2 separate regions of the Homo sapiens genome follow, and region 2 is linked to region 1. Evidence: chromatin contacts called from ENCODE Hi-C or POLR2A ChIA-PET data. All regions are on one chromosome and are shown on one strand. The core of a region is the stretch at or near the end of the contact, and the rest is flanking DNA. Distances in the headings are between cores, read along the strand shown. Region 1 holds the start of FTX (FTX transcript, XIST regulator). Region 2 holds the start of HDAC8 (histone deacetylase 8).

The links. Hi-C counts contacts between places; a loop is a spot of excess contacts on that map. ChIA-PET counts read pairs that join two places held with the same protein, here RNA polymerase II (POLR2A). Pooled maps may share reads with other maps.
Region 2: a loop to region 1 is called in a map of OCI-LY7, with 7 times the contacts of the local background. The contact joins the promoter of HDAC8 here to the promoter of FTX in region 1. A Hi-C loop is called at or near these places in 1 of 168 maps with a recorded cell type or tissue (OCI-LY7), 2 of 37 single-sample maps with no recorded cell type and 9 of 50 pooled maps. POLR2A ChIA-PET finds 5 or more read pairs at or near these places in 1 of 52 experiments (Caco-2).

Annotation. Positions count from the first base shown.
Region 1 is chrX:74,290,810-74,298,478 of GRCh38, reverse strand. FTX (FTX transcript, XIST regulator) reads left to right here and starts at 4,905. Exons shown (of 7, transcript NR_028379.1): 1 at 4,905-5,127. LOC124905199 (a long non-coding RNA gene) reads left to right here and starts at 5,883. Exons shown (of 2, transcript XR_007068266.1): 1 at 5,883-6,721. RefSeq lists enhancers at 5,651-6,441, 7,233-7,669.
Region 2 is chrX:72,569,695-72,577,363 of GRCh38, reverse strand. HDAC8 (histone deacetylase 8) reads left to right here and starts at 4,521. Exons shown (of 11, transcript NM_018486.3): 1 at 4,521-4,713; 2 at 5,255-5,307. The coding sequence starts at 4,603. RefSeq lists an enhancer at 4,429-4,558.

The DNA.
Region 1 (7,669 bases), core at 3,656-6,155:
AGGCATGAACCATCTCGCCCAGCCTACTTTTTGTATTTTTTGTAGAGATAAGGTTTTGCCATGTTGGCTACGCTGGTCTTGAACTCCTGGCCTCAAGTGATCCTCCTGCCTTGGCCTCCCAGAGTGCTGGGATTATAGGCATGAGCCACCATGCCCAGGTAACCTTTTTTTTCAAAGTCACAAAGAACACACCAGTTCTTCTTGTGCCAGAGGAGATTAGTACTATCATGAAAAATTAATGGACTCTAGGAAGACAAAAGGTACTTCTTGTTTTCCAAGTTGTTTTACATTTTTGTAATGGTAGCTTTTGGAAAGTTAAGGCCAGTCCCATGTCAGATTTAGTCAACATACAATTTGGCAAGGTAAAGCTGAATTCAAGGGACTGAGAGAGTCTTCTTGACTACCTTTCCTTCCTGTGCCACAACCTCAATTGAGAGTATTCATAGGTTTCAGGAAATCTGTATTAGTCATGGTTCTTCAGAGAAAGAGAACACCGTGTGTGTGTGTGTGTGCATGTGTGTGCGTGCACACACACACACATGCATGCATGTGCGTAAAGAGAAAGAGAGAGAGAGATTTTAAAGAATTAGTTCACATGACTATAGAGGTTGGCAAGTCCAAAATCTGCAAGGTGGGCTGGCAGCCTGGAGCTCCAGGAAAGAGCTGATACCGTAGTTCAAGCCCAAAGGCCATCAGACTGGGAACCTAGAGAAGAGCCAATGTTGCAGTTCAAAGGCCATCTGTTGGCAGAATTCCTTCTTACCCAGAATAGGTCAGTCTTTTGTTCTATTCAAGTCTTCAACTGATTGATGAGGCCGACCCACATTATGGAGGGCAATGCTTTATTCGAAATCCATTAATTTAAATGTTAATTTCATCCAAAAGCACCCCTCACAGAAACATCTAGAATTATGTTTCACCAAATATCTGGGCATCGTGGCCCAGCCAAGTTGACATATAAAATTAATCATCACATCCTCTAGAAGAAGCCCAGTCTCCTAAGAAATGTATAGGATGGGGGAAAAGAGAAAAATAAAGTCTCAGATGTTAGCTTAAAATGAGTGGATACAACAGAGGTTCCCAAATTTCTTCCTTACCACTCCTTAGGAACGGCTTGTGAACTGGGAAGTTTAGACAAATAGGTAGGCCTAGGACTCTAAGTATTTTACAGGGTTCAAGATTTACCAGCTGTGTCTCTTTTTCTTTTTTTCTTCAAGATGGAGTCTTGCTCTGTCACCCAGGCTGGAGTGCAGTGGCTCGATCTTGGCTCACTGCAACCTCTGCCTCCTGAGTTCAAGCAATTCTCCTGCCTCAGCTTCCCGCATAGCTGGGATTACAGGCACCTGCCACCATACCCGGCTAATTTTTGTATTTTTAGTAGAGATGAGGTTTCACTGTGTTGCCAGGCTGGTCTCAAACTCCTGACCTCGTGATCTGCCTGTCTCGGCCTCCCAAAGTGCTGGGATTACAGGCGTGAGCCACCGCACCCAGCCCGTGCCTTTTTCCTGAATTTCTCTTCTTAAGGGGCCATGGTACATTATGGAAGTTTTTCAAAATAAAGAGACGTGGAAAGAGTAAGTAACTCAATCTGTAAGAATTATGTGCTGATTTCAATTTTATAATACTTTCAAAAAATGCAATGTTGTCCATTTATTAAAAATAGTGAAGATAATTAATAATTAGGGGCATGGAAAAGCAGTGAAAACATCACAATATTGTATCTATAAAATGTTGATGTTTGTCTGTGCCATTGGTAAATAGTGTTGGTGGGGGAAAAGTTGAGTCTCTTATGCATTGAACCTTTGGGGTAATGTGTAGTGATTTCCATATGGCTGAGCCTAGGACCAAGCTCCTTGCCTGAGATGAAGGTAGAAGTAGAAGTTCCTTGGAAGAAACAGAACTAAATCTGTTTGCTGATGAATATTCATCTGTGCATGGTAAAAACACAGCCTCAAACACAAATATAGTGTCATAAAAAATGTTAACGTTAGGCCAGGTGCAAGGGCTCCCACCTGTAATCCCAGCATTTTGGGAGGCCGAGGCGGGCGGATCACGAGGTCAGGAGTTCGAGACCAGCCTGACGAACATGGTGAAACCCCATCTCTACTAAGAATACAAAAATTAGCCGGGCGTGGTGGCGGGCGCCTGTAATCCCAGCTACTCAGGAGGCTAAGACAGGAGAATCGCTTGAACCTGGGAGGCAGAGATTGCAGTGAGCCGAGATCGTGCCATTGCACTCCAGCCTGGGCCACAGAGCAAGACTGTCTCAAAAAAAAAAAAAAGTTAATGTTAAAACATTATATATACATTTTTTCTTTTTCTTTCTTTCCTTTTTTTTTTTTTTTGAGATGGAGTTTCACTCTATCACCCAGGCTGGAGGGCAGTGGCATGATCTCGGCTTACTATAACCTCTGCCTCCCAGGTTCAAGCGAGTCAGCTGCCTCAGCCTCCCGAGTAGCTGGGATTACAGGTGCCCGCCACCACGCCCAGCTAATTTTTGCATGTTTAGTAGAGACGGGGTTTCACCATGTTGGCCAGGCTGGTCTTGAACTCCTGACCTTAACTGATCTGCCTGCCTTGGCTTCCCAAAGTACTGGGATTACAGGTGCGAGCCACTGTGCTTGGCCCCCACCTCTTTTTTTTTTTTTTTTTAAATAGAGACAGGGTATTGCTATGTTGCCAAGGCTGGTTTCGAACTTGTGGTCTCAGGCAATCTTCCTGCATTGGCCTCCCAAAGTGCTGGGATTACAGGCATGAGCCACCACGCCCAGCCAAAACATTATATATTTGAACAAAAATCATAAGAGAACACAAAGATGCTTGCTATGGTTTGAATATGTCTCTCAAAGTTCATATGTTGGAAATTTGATGCCCCATGTGGTGGTGTTGGGAGGTGAGGCTTAAAGGGAGGTGTTTGAGTCATGGGGGCACCACTCTTATGAATAGCTTAATGCTATTATTGAGGGAGTGGGTTTGTTATTTCAGTAGTGGGTTCCTTATTAAAGGATGAGTTCTGGCCCCCTCTTGCGCGCACTCTCTCTTTCTCTATCTCTTTGCCCTTCCACCATGGGATGATGTAGCAGGAAAGCCACTGTCAGATGCCAGCTCCTCAGTCTTGGACTTCCCATTCTCCAGAACTGTGAGGAAATAAATTTCTGTTCTTTATAAATTGCCGAGTCTGCAGTATTTTGTTACAGTGGTACATAATGGACTAAGACAATACTAATGGGTATGAAGTTTCTTTTTGGGGTGATGAAAATATTCTAAAATTGATTGTAGTGGTGGCTGCATAATTCTGTGAATATACTAAAATCCATTGCATTGTACACTTTAAGTTGGTTAACTGTATGATATGTAAATTATATATTAATAAAACCATTAAAACAGAAAAATAACAGAGATAAGAGCATTTGTTAAAATAGTGTTGTAGAATTTGGGGTAAAATTTCTTATATTTTAACTTTTGTGTAATAATAAATGATTATTTTAATTTAGAAGAGGTTCTTTGTACCACTGAGATTTCGGCATTTCTTTTTTATTTAATGCATGCCTATTTCTCTTTTTTCTTCTTCATATGCACATTGTTGTATAATTTTTTGGGCGTATTATATAACAAATGCAAACCCATTTTTCTCTGAATAATGTTGATATAACATTCTTAAGTTAATTTGAGAGGATGGTGATGTATAAGTTTATGAGTTTTAGGATTTATGAATTTGCGGGTCTCAGTTTTTGGTATTTCCAAACTGGCTCTTTTAGAAAGCAATAAGAACCAGACACCAAAGTAAAACATAATAAAGAGAAACAAAATATTATTTTGTATTCTTTCTAGTTCACACCCAAAGAGGGATCTATTTCAGAGCCTCTTAAGTAAATAATGCCATTTCCCTCAAAATTAATATTTGAGTTCTTACAGAAGACAAGAACAGGCCTTGTAGTAAGCAGTGAAGGACATTGAATCTCATTTTTAATGTCCAGACAATACCAGGGTTGTGAATAGAAAGAAAAGAGCTTTCCATGTTGGTGGTCTACTGCCTCTTACCCCCAAATTGATTGAACACTTTTGCAGTTTTTGTTCTGGTTCCCTGTCTCTGGATCTTCCCTGTGGGTCATCATCAAAAAGGTGTTCTCTTTGCCCAAGACAGGCTGGTTGAGCTCACCCTGAGAGCTGCTTTGGAGAGGATGTGTGGAAATATTTTTTTTCTTTTTTTGAGATGGGGTCTCACTCTGTTGCCCAGGCTGGCAACATCATAGCTGGCACAATCATAGCTCACTGTAGCCTCGACTTCCTGGGCTCGAGTGATTCTTCCACCTCAGCCTTCTGAATAGCTGGGAGTACAGGTGCGCACCACCACGCCCGGCTAATTTTTGTATTTATTTGTAGAGACGGGGTTTCGCCATGTCACCCGAGCTGGTCTCGAACTCCTGAACTCAAGGGTTCCGTCCACCTCGGCCTCCCAAAGTGCTGGGATTACAGGTGTGAGCCACCGCGCCCGGGCTACAATTATTTAAAAAAAAATTTTTGCGGTAATTTTTACAAATTTCAACATCAGGCATAGGAGGAGAGGAGTAAGAGGCCCAAGAGGGCTGCAGACTGGCAGGGAAAGTGAAGAATTGAAGGGTAGACCACTAACGATAGCAGAGGAAATAAAGGTAGATGGTGGGCTAAGAATAATGGGAGAGGGATTGACGAAAGAAGTATGGGCTGAGGGAGGGATGATGGTGGAGGCCAGTGTGACCGAGGGGAGGGGAAAGGTGGAAGAAGCAGAGTGGGATAGCGTCCTGGGAAAGAAGTGAAGGAGGTCGGTGGACCGCTAAGGGTTAGACTCCTAGAGGCTGGAGAGCGGCGCGTGGGGGAGGCGGGGCGCGGAGGGGGGGTTAAGGGGCGTTAGCAGCGCATGCGCTGGAAGCACACTGCGGCGATTCTGGAGAGGTTGTCCTTTTCTGGCATCAGCGTTGCGGCTCGAGGCAAAGCTGGTCCTGTGCCTGCTGTCCATTGCCGCTAAGGCCTGCTGCTGCCATTCAGGCGTGTCTCTCTCTCTCTCTCTCTTTCATGCCGCTCTCTCCACCCCATCTTGGGACGGCCAGCTCTAAGAATTCCTGCTACGACACTGAATTCAACCAGGAGGTAAAGGAACGATGTAGGGGAAGAACAGAACATGGAGGGCGGCGGAGGGAACTTGGGCCAGGAAGATCCTTAATTTGTGCATTTTTCCAGTTCACGGGAGGAAAAAATGGAATACGTTACAGGCCCCAGTTTTCCAAAAGGATGTTGAGCATTTGCTTCCCATTGTGAAAGGAATGCGGGTTCCTTTCCTCTAACTAGAGTCAAGGCACCTGAGCATCGGTGTTTTCCATAATGTTCCCTGTTTAAAACATTTGTGGTTCGTCATTTGTAGCAGATGTATTTAAAGGGCGAGGCCTTAGGATTATGTTCATCCGATGGTTTGTGAAAGTTTTCCTTGCCTTTGTTCAGGTTGACCGGTCTTATGTGAATCCTGGGGTACTCTAGCCCCCTCCCTTGGAGTTGGGACCGATTCCATCTAGATCTGGGATTCACTCTGATCACCTGCAACGCCTTCTTTCCCCGATTCAACTTCCCTAGTTTATCGCATCTACTCGCATTAGGGAAGGCTGGTAATGGCTCTCCTTGGGCACTGGGGCAGAATTGTGGCGAGAAACACGTCCAGATAGCATCAGGCATGCATACTGTATACAAATGGGAGCAAGAAGAGAGAGGACTATCGCGGTGCGCAGGGTATTTGAGAGGCTGGATGAGGAGGCGCGGCGCCGAGGGGCGGCGCTCAAGCTTACAGTATTTGAGAAGACCTGAGTTAAGGGGACGGGCTCCAGTGGGGCGGGGGTGGGGAGAGGGAGGCACGCATGCGCAAGGCTTGAATGGCGTCGGGGTTGGAGGGTTGGAAGGTCGGGAAGTGAAGGACTCGCAGGCATATTTAACAACGCAAAGTTGCTAGGAGTTGGTACCAGCGTTTGGGAGGTAGAGGTGGCGCTCATGCATATTTGAGACAACATCTGGATGGTTGGGGAGAACGGTAAGGAGGAAGCGGCGCGCATGCGTATTTCAGACGGAGTGCCGGGGAGGGGAGGCGCTCAGCATTCGGGTAATTAAGGTTGCAAAATGGCGAGGGGGGAGGTAAGCTGTCTTTGCTTGGCCATCTTGGGCTAGCAGGCCTTGCAGAGAACTACCTTTTTAGCTGAGTGAAGGGATCAACCTGAGTTGGAGTTCTCCTATGCTGTGGCCAGATCCACTAGAAATTAACCCAGAATCTTAGCCTCTCAGTGGCCTATCGGTAAGTGGGTACAAAAATGAGGAGGCGATGATGACTCTGCAAAAGGTTGCGGCAGCTGGCGGTGCGTAGGAAATGCGTAAAAAGGGAGCACTTGGAGACAGGCCACATTTGGGCAGTACGCATTCGGAGGGCTCTCTGGCTTTCCGATCTTGGGTCGCTGTACTTGGCTCTGAATACAGTCACCCCATCAGAGTAGCAAAACACTGTGGTTGTAGTGTGAGAATCCAATGTTAATGTTGGCCGAAAGCTCTTGATTTTCTTCCCTGAGAACATAGGCGTGAGGATTTGGATGTGTTTCCAAATGCTTGTTACTCTTTGCCGTAAACCTGGAATTTGGACCTATGGCTGCCTGGGACTCATACTGTCGTGGAGAAAGATTGAAAAGTAGTTAATGGCAGTGGTGGTATGAAGGTAACCTGGGCTTTCACCCTTTCCTTTATTTTTTCTTCTGTAGAACTTTCAGCACGGTTTTGTCAAGGGAGAAGATTAGAGTTTCTATTTTAAAGGCAGATGTACTGTCATGACTCTCTGAAGACTTGCTGTTAATCGCTAAAACTAGTAAGTTAGCACTTAGATACAGACATAGTTAGAAGGAGCACAGGATTAAAAACTGAAAAAAACATCTTTTCCCAGTAATCCTAGCTATTATTTCATGGTGGTCCTTTTCCTTCTCTGGGCCTATTTCTCTCTCTCGCTCATTTATTTATTTACTTTTAGACAGAGTCTTGCTCCGTCGCCCAGGCTGGAGTGCGGTGGCGCGATCTCAATTCACTACAACCTCCGCCTCCCGGGTTCAAGCGATTCTGATATCTCAGCCTCCCAAGTAGTAGCTGGGGTTACAGGTGCGCGCACGCCCGGCTAATTTTTGTGTTTTTAGTAGAGACGGGGTTTTGCCATGTTGGCCAGGCTGGTCTCGAACTCCCGGCCTCATGTGATCCGCCCGCCTTGGCCTCCCAAAGTGCTGGGATTACAAGCGTGAGCCACCACGCCCGGCTGCTGGGCCTATTTCTCTATCTGTAATAATGATTAAACGTCAATAGCACTTACTACGTTCGAGGTTCTGGTCTGCGTGCTTTTACATAGGCCGTAACTCATTTGGTACTCTCGACAATCTTACGAAACACAGTACTGTTATTAAGTTTATACAAATGAGAAATTTGAGGGACACGAGACTAATTTGTTCAAGGCTTTACAGCCAGTTGAATGGCTGAGACTGGGTTTTTATCCAGGTGGGATGGCTCCAGAAGCATGTGCTTTTAAGCATTATGCTTTATTCCCTAAAAAGAGGGGGCGAATTTAAAGGAACCTTCTTTTATGATTTCAAAATTTGTTTGTAACTAACCAAAACCATTTGAGAAA
Region 2 (7,669 bases), core at 3,272-5,771, 1.7 Mb after region 1:
CACAATTGCCATGTAAGATAGATACTGCCATCTTACAAGTAAGCTACCTGAGGCACTGAGGGTTTAAGTAAATTGCCCCAAATCAATCATCTAATAAGTGATAGAGCTGGAAGTTGAACCCATGCAGTCTGACGCTAGCGATCACATTCTCAACAATGACACTCTCCAAGGAAAATGACATTAAGGGGGTGGTGTGACAAGGGTCAGTTGAAGACAGTTGAAGTGTCACTGGACAGATAGTGAAATGAGCAGAGAAGACTCTGCTCATTCACTGAAGGGTGGTGCCCTTGTAATGTGTTTGCCTCCCCTTCTGGGGAAAAGCAGGGGAAAGCACCAAAAAAATATGGCACAGCCCAACCTGAACTTACCGGTTCGAATGTTACTTTTAGCAATAATGATTGAGGAAAGTGAGTCAAGTAACTTGCCCTGGGTCACCACCCTAGCAAGCTTTGAAGCCAAGATTCAACCTACTTCCTGTGACCTCAAGTCCTCCAACTGCAAATAAAGTGCATTGAGAAGGGTTTTCTTCCCAGTTTAAGAACCATATGGGTGTTACGAATGTGGAAAATTGAGGTGAGGGACCTGTGGCATGATGTGTGCTCTTTCTTAACCATGAGCAAGCGTCTAGCCGCCCTTTGAGATTAGCTGCAGGAATAGGTTGCCAATTCCAGAGCATTGTGCAACAATTTATCTTTCTCCATAGCTGAATCATCTTGCCACATTGCATGGGGTACTTGGATAGTGTTTCCAGTTTAGAGCCATTCAGCTATTTGTTACTAGATCAGAAAGGACACATGAAACAATACCTTTTCATGTCATCCAAGAAGAGTCCAGAATTTAGGGTATCAGTTGGCCAGTCTATCTCCTGCCCTCTTTCCGCTGCCTATCCCTGAAGGCCCAGAACAAGTCTCATTTCTCCTTATGTTGCCCGTCATCATGATCTCACCTTTCAGTCAACTCCTGTAGCTTCTCCTGTCTATAAACATGTGCAGTTTTCTCTTATCTTAAAAAAATTTCTGGGCTCCGACGTCCCCTCAAGCTGTTAGACTAACTCCTTCCTTTCACAATCACATTTTTTCAAAGAGGAAGCTACACTTAACTGTGTTGGCTTCACTTCTTAAACCCCCACAATCTGGCTTCCTCCCCACCTCCTGTTTTGTTTTGTTCCATAGGGCACCAGTGAATTTCTAATGACAAAAAGGGGTCTTTGACCATTCCTTGTCTTCTTTCTGACATCTTTTTCTCCTCTAAACTCTTACACACAGGCATTTCCAAAAATGACACTCTTCTTCCTAGCTCAGAGGTCTTCACCAGAGTCTGGGGCAGGTTTTGTGACATGATCTGATTTACTTTTTTTTGGAGGTTCACTCTGGTGGCTGCAAAGATAATGGGTTGTAAGGCAGCAAGAATGGAAGCAACGCCCAGGTTGATACTGCAGAAAGTCTAAGTGAGAGATAATAGTATCCAGACTAGAGTGGTGGCAGTACAGAGTGAGAGAAGTGAATGTATTTAAGGCATGTCTTGGACATAGAACCAATGGAAATTTCTGATGGACTGGATCTGCAGGTGAAGGAAAGGAAGAAACACAAATAACTCCCAGGTTTCTGACTTAGGCAACTGGATAGATGTTGATATCTTTACTGAGCTATGAAAGATAGAAAAGGAGTGGAAAGAACTTGGGTGGGGAAATTGGGAGCTTGGTTTTGAAAATGTTGTTGGATATGACTGTTAGGCATCCCAGTGGAGAAAGCCACATCCCTTGCCTAGCTCAGCCACTCTTATGACTTCAGTTTTCTCCTCTTTATATGGAAAAGTGTGTGTGTGTGTATCACTGCAATTGTTTAACCCACTAATTTCTGAAACACTTTTCAACACTTTTAAAATCAGAATCTATGTCTATTCTGCCCTACTGTATGAGTTCTTCCTCCCGATTGCCCTCTTTCTTATATTGCTACCTCTAGTCTTTTCTTTACCCAGAGTTTACATTTAAGAGTTTTCAGCAACCCTTTTCCATCTTCCTCCCTCTCACCAATATCCAAGTAATAAAAAAGTCCTGTTGAACCTACCCTGTACATTATTTCTCCTTTGTTCCCATTGCCCCCACCCTAGTTTAAAATCATTATCACTTCTTATTTGGACCATTGTGGCACTCTAACTGCCCCTAGCCTTTTAATGACTAATCTTTCCTACACACTGCTGCTATAGAAATCTTTTTTCCTTACTATTTCTGTCTAAATATGTTTTCCCATTTCCCACAGAATGTAGTCTATTCTCTTTAGCCTGGTATTCAATGTTCTTCATGATCTGGCCCTTTTAGCTAAACTCGACTAGAAATTTTCCCTTTTGTGTTACTGTTTATGCTGTTCATTCTAGTCAGCATGCCCTCTCCTGGCTCCCATCTTCACCAAGCAAAATCTTGCCCACCTCCTAAGACCCTCTCAAATGCCATCAAAGATGAATTCTAGTTACCATTTATTAAATGCCAGTTATTTAGTACTTAATGCTTATTTATTAAGTAGGCTAAGCATCCTACATTCATTGACTCTGCATTGCCTTTGGTTTCTTGTGTACTTGCCCCATCTTCTGTATAAGAATGCAAATTCTGGCTGGGCGCGGTGGCTCACACTTGTAATCCCAGCACTTTGGGAGGCCGAGGCGGGCGGATCACGAGGTCAGGAGATAGAGACCACGGTGAAACCCCGTCTCTACTAAAAATAAAAAAATTAGCTGGGCGTGGTGGCGGGCGCCTGTAGTCCCAGCTACTTGGACAGGCTGAGGCAGGAGAATGGCATGAACCCGGGAGGCGGAGCTTGCAGCGAGAGGAGATCGCGCCACGGCACTCCAGCCTGGGCGACAGAGCAAGACTCCTCTGTCTCAAAAAAAAAAAAAAAAAAAAAAAGAATGCAAATTCCTTGAGAGCAGAGATCACATCATAATTTACCTTTGAATCCTCAGCTGTACTGTACACTTAATATCAGATAAATGTTTGATGAATGAATGACTGCAGAGCTTTTAACTAGTTACTATGGGAAGACATAAATTAAAGAAACATAAGATCTTACATTCTAGTTACAGAGCACATCACCAAAACACCCCCAAGATTTTCAGAATAAGTATTGAAGGGATACAAAATGGAGGGTGAACAAAGTTATATCATAACACAAAGTCATCCTGGACGAATCAAGTTTATATAATAAAGGGAATGTTCAAAGGCTTCAGTGTCAGGCTGACCTAATTTTGAATTCCTACTTATCTGCTTGTTAAGTATGTGATTTTGAATGTTGTTTCTCTAAACTGCATCTGTAAAATGGGTGTATTGCAACCTCCTTTATAGGACTGTTGCAAGGATGAAATGAGATAATATGGCCAATGTGCATGTCACAATCTTCAATAAATGTTTAAAGTCTAAAAAGCAAGCCAGACTTTAAATATAGTAAGGATATTAGGTTGTCCCAGTGGTGTTAGTCAGTCAGTTTAGGTTGCCATGAGAATTAAGATCCTGAGCACTGGCCAGCTTGTATCAGATCATAGGGGCCTCCAGGAACCTCCAAATGCTGATGGTAATTCTAAAACCGCCTCAGATAGTCTTAAACTGGACCCTCACACCAAACCTAAAATATTTCCCTAATCTATGTTTAGCTGCAGAAACAAGAGGAGGTAGGAGGAGAAGAGCTGCAGTTTCCAAACACCACTGCTTGCAACCTTCCTACCACATGAATGTTCAAGGAGTTACATTTGACATCATTGCTTGATCGGAATCTACCAAGCAATTTCCACTGCACCAGCCAGTCTCTTGGGAAAGTACTATCAGATTTGCCAGAGTAAATTATTGAGATTGTTAACTCTCATGTGGACATGGATAGTTAATGATGAAAAGAAATGAACTATAAAATTGCATCACAGAATTTACTGTGTAAACTTTTCAAACCATTTGTGCCATTAAATAGCGCCCCCACCAAAAAAAAAAAAAAAAAAAAAAAGCCTATCCTTAGGATAGGCAGCTGATGTAGCTGGATGGTGGGGGCTCTAGGTGGCCACGTTCTATCTGTGTTTATATGGTTAAATGGATGAAATGGATGTGTTTGCAGATTGAAACAATTCATAAAGAGTTGAGGCTACTTTTTTTTTTTTTTTTTTTTGGTCTTAGCGCTGAAACTAAAAATCGCGGTTATTTTAGTGTTTAGCCCCGGCTCTTCCGTTGCTCAAACCTCCGGAAACTACATCTCCCAGCATGCTGTGAAACTGGTCTGACTTCATCTCAAATGGCCCCGTAGGGCAACAAGGATGGTTAGTTTTGACCCTACTTATTTGTGCCATAAAAACAATCGATCCTAATTGACAGCTATTTGGACTTTTACATCTGCCAAACCCTTTTCCTTGAACTGTGGTCACTAAATGAGGGGAGTCTGGTCTGGGAAGTCCCATCCATTCCTTCAATAGGATGGGGAGCGGTGATAGTGTCTCCGGCGATCTCAAGAATAGGAGGGAATGTTGACCAGGGAGCACCGCTGCGGCCGATCAGAGGAGCAGGAACTGGAACCCTGGCCGAGTCCGAAAAAAGCCAGATCTGGAAGGTGGCTGCGGAACGGTTTTAAGCGGAAGATGGAGGAGCCGGAGGAACCGGCGGACAGTGGGCAGTCGCTGGTCCCGGTTTATATCTATAGTCCCGAGTATGTCAGTATGTGTGACTCCCTGGCCAAGATCCCCAAACGGGTAAGGGAAGTCGGGATGAAAGACCATGGGCTTTGGGGGTGGGGGTGGGGGCGGTGGACGAAAGAGCGTTAGGAAGCGGAGAGGACACTGGGCTGGGGGAAATCTTCAGAAATTTCGAGTAGCTGTATCAGATACCTAAAGCTGTATCAGAAGGAAGTGTTCTCATATCGTTTCTGAGAGCGCAGCATGTCTCTTCGGGACGTCCAATGGACAGGTAGGAGTGGGGGAGGGGGTACGGAGGAGGGGAGAGGACGCAGTTTCCACTCATAGGGGACCGCTGAAGTCGTGGGAAAACAAGCTGCAGGGGGAAGGTGTTCCATCACCTGCCTAAGGCCCGGTAGCTTTCACCTTAGTGATTTTGATACTTTGTATCTGTATTGTCTAAAGTGTATTGTAACTGTTAACAGAAGGGAAGCCAGTTGAAACAAAATTAATCCGTTCCTTTGTTCAGGATGGTGAGATTGACGGGGATTTTGCTGAATTAAACTTTAAAGAGACTATTTCTGCTTTTCTTTTTTTTTTTTTACGCTGATGTTTTTAGGCCAGTATGGTGCATTCTTTGATTGAAGCATATGCACTGCATAAGCAGATGAGGTAAGTTGTCTTTCTTGAACATAGCCCTGAAGCTAGGTGTTCGTAGCCTTAATATCCTGCTTCACAGTGGGGCAAGGAAAAGAATGGTCTTTTGAAAAAATTATTTTAGCTTTCTGTGAAAGTATTCACAGTGTTTGTAATCTGCCTGTAATCCCAAGAAAGCTCTTGAAGAATTAAGAAAACTTGGGGGGCCGAGAGCATGGCTCACGCCTGTAATCCCAGCACTTTGGGAGGCCTAGGTGGGTGGATCGCCTGAGGTCAGTAATTTGAGACCAGCCTGCCCAACATGGCAAAACCCCGTCTCTACTAAAAATACAAAAAAATTAGCCGGACGTGGTAGCGGGCGCCTGTAATCCCAGCTACTCGGGAGGCTGAGGCAGGAGAATCGCTTGAACCCCGGAGGTGAAGGTTGCAGTGAGCCGAGATTGCACCATTGCACTGCAGCCTGGGCAACAAGAGTGAAACTCCGTCTCAAAAAAAAAAAAAAAAAAAAAAAAAAAAAAGAAAGAAAGAAAGAAAAAGAAAAGAAAACTTGGGACAGGGGAGTGGAAAGTGCAGGAAGCAGTTAAGGTTCATTAGAAATACAGCTCGATTGCTTGGTTAAGTATCCCAGGGGTAGGTGCAGTGCATTGTGGAGATTTTGAGTACATTTGGGTATTAAAACCTGTCTCATACAAAAAGGTGTTCAGCTAGGAGGTGTTCCATTTTTCTTTTGATTTCGTTTCATTCTAAGCCAGATTTGAGGGTGTGAGTTCAACCTAAGACTTTTAGACAACCCACCACCAGCACCAAACTTTAATGGGTGAGGCTGGAGACAGATCAAGACCAAAGAAGGCCGGGCGTGGTGGCTCACGCCTGTAATCCTAGTACTTTGGGAGGCTGAGGCAGGCGGATCATGAGCTCAGGAGATCAAGACCATCCTGGCTAACACGGTGAAACCCCGTCTCTACTAAAAATACAAAAAATTAGCCGGGCGTGGTGGCAGGCGCCTGTAGTCCCAGCTACTCGGGAGGCTGAGGCAGGAGAATGGTGTGAACCCGAGAGGCGGAGCTTGCAGTGAGCCGAGATTGCGCCACTGCACCCCAGCCTGGGTGACAGAGTGAGACTCCGTCTCAAAAAACAAACAAACAAAAAAGACCAAAGAAAACTGCCAAGACTGCGCCAGAACTCAAGAGAGAGCTAACTGTTTCTTCCAAAAACATGAACTTGCTGTTTATTGCCATTTCTGTATTTGATGTCGTTATAAGAGCAAATATAACCCTGCCACATATAGGATTACTTATGACAATTTCTGGCCAAATAGGTGAGTGCTCATACCAACTAGTGTGCTATGCTTCATTTATCTCCCAGAAGGTAGTGTAATAATAGGCTTTCAGATTTTATCCTTATTATTAACAAAATCATTTTGTACCTTTTAAAGGGAATTTTTAAGCCTTTTTTTTTTTTTTTTGATGGAGTCTTGCTTTGTCGCGCAGGCTGGAGTGCAGTGGCGCGATCTCGGCTCATTGCAACCTCCGCCTCCCAGGTTCAAGCGATTCTCCTGCCTCAGCCTCCCGAGTAGCTGGGACTACAGGCACGTGTCACCACACCCATTTTAAGCCATTTTTTAACCCATATGGTTTGGTTAACATAGTAACTATATGCCTTCCATTAAAGTTATTTAACATTTCAAAAAATTATTTTATGACAAACAAGATATCAAAGCAAAGCAAAACTGTCCAGTTTGCTTACTGTTAAATAGGGAGGTTTTCAGTAAGTGTTTTTTAACATTTACCAAAATAAATGGAAGGGTACTAGAAGAGGGAGCTTTTAGGACTGGGAAATACGGTCCGAGATATTACAAAATTTTTATTTTAATGGGTAGATTTTTCACCTCTGGTGGTATAGATTTGTCTTCTTTAAGAAGAAGCAAGAATTCTTGGGTCTTGGCTATGTATTTCACTTTTGAGGCCAAACCACAGGATTTCTTCCAGCTACCTTGGTGATAGTAGTAGCCTGTATAGTCGTATTCATTCATCGTAAACTCATGGCTGTGTTCCCATTCAGCAGACATTTAAAACCACTGCTGCCTCCCTGTGGCCCAGGTCAGGGCTCCTTCAACTTGAATGTGTATATGAATCACCTTAAAATGTGTCATCTTGTTTAAAAATCATCATGTTAAAATACAAATTCTGACTCAGGTCTGAGGCAAGTCTGAAGTTCTGCATTTCTAACAAGCACCCAGGGAATGCTGATGCTCCTGGTCTATGGACCACCCTTTAAGTGGCAAGGGCTAGAGAACAGTAGTGGCAGCTGTGGGGTCAAGAAGAGGAAATGGGGAATAGGCAGCTAGAGGTTAGATGTGGTAAGGCCTCTTATTGGG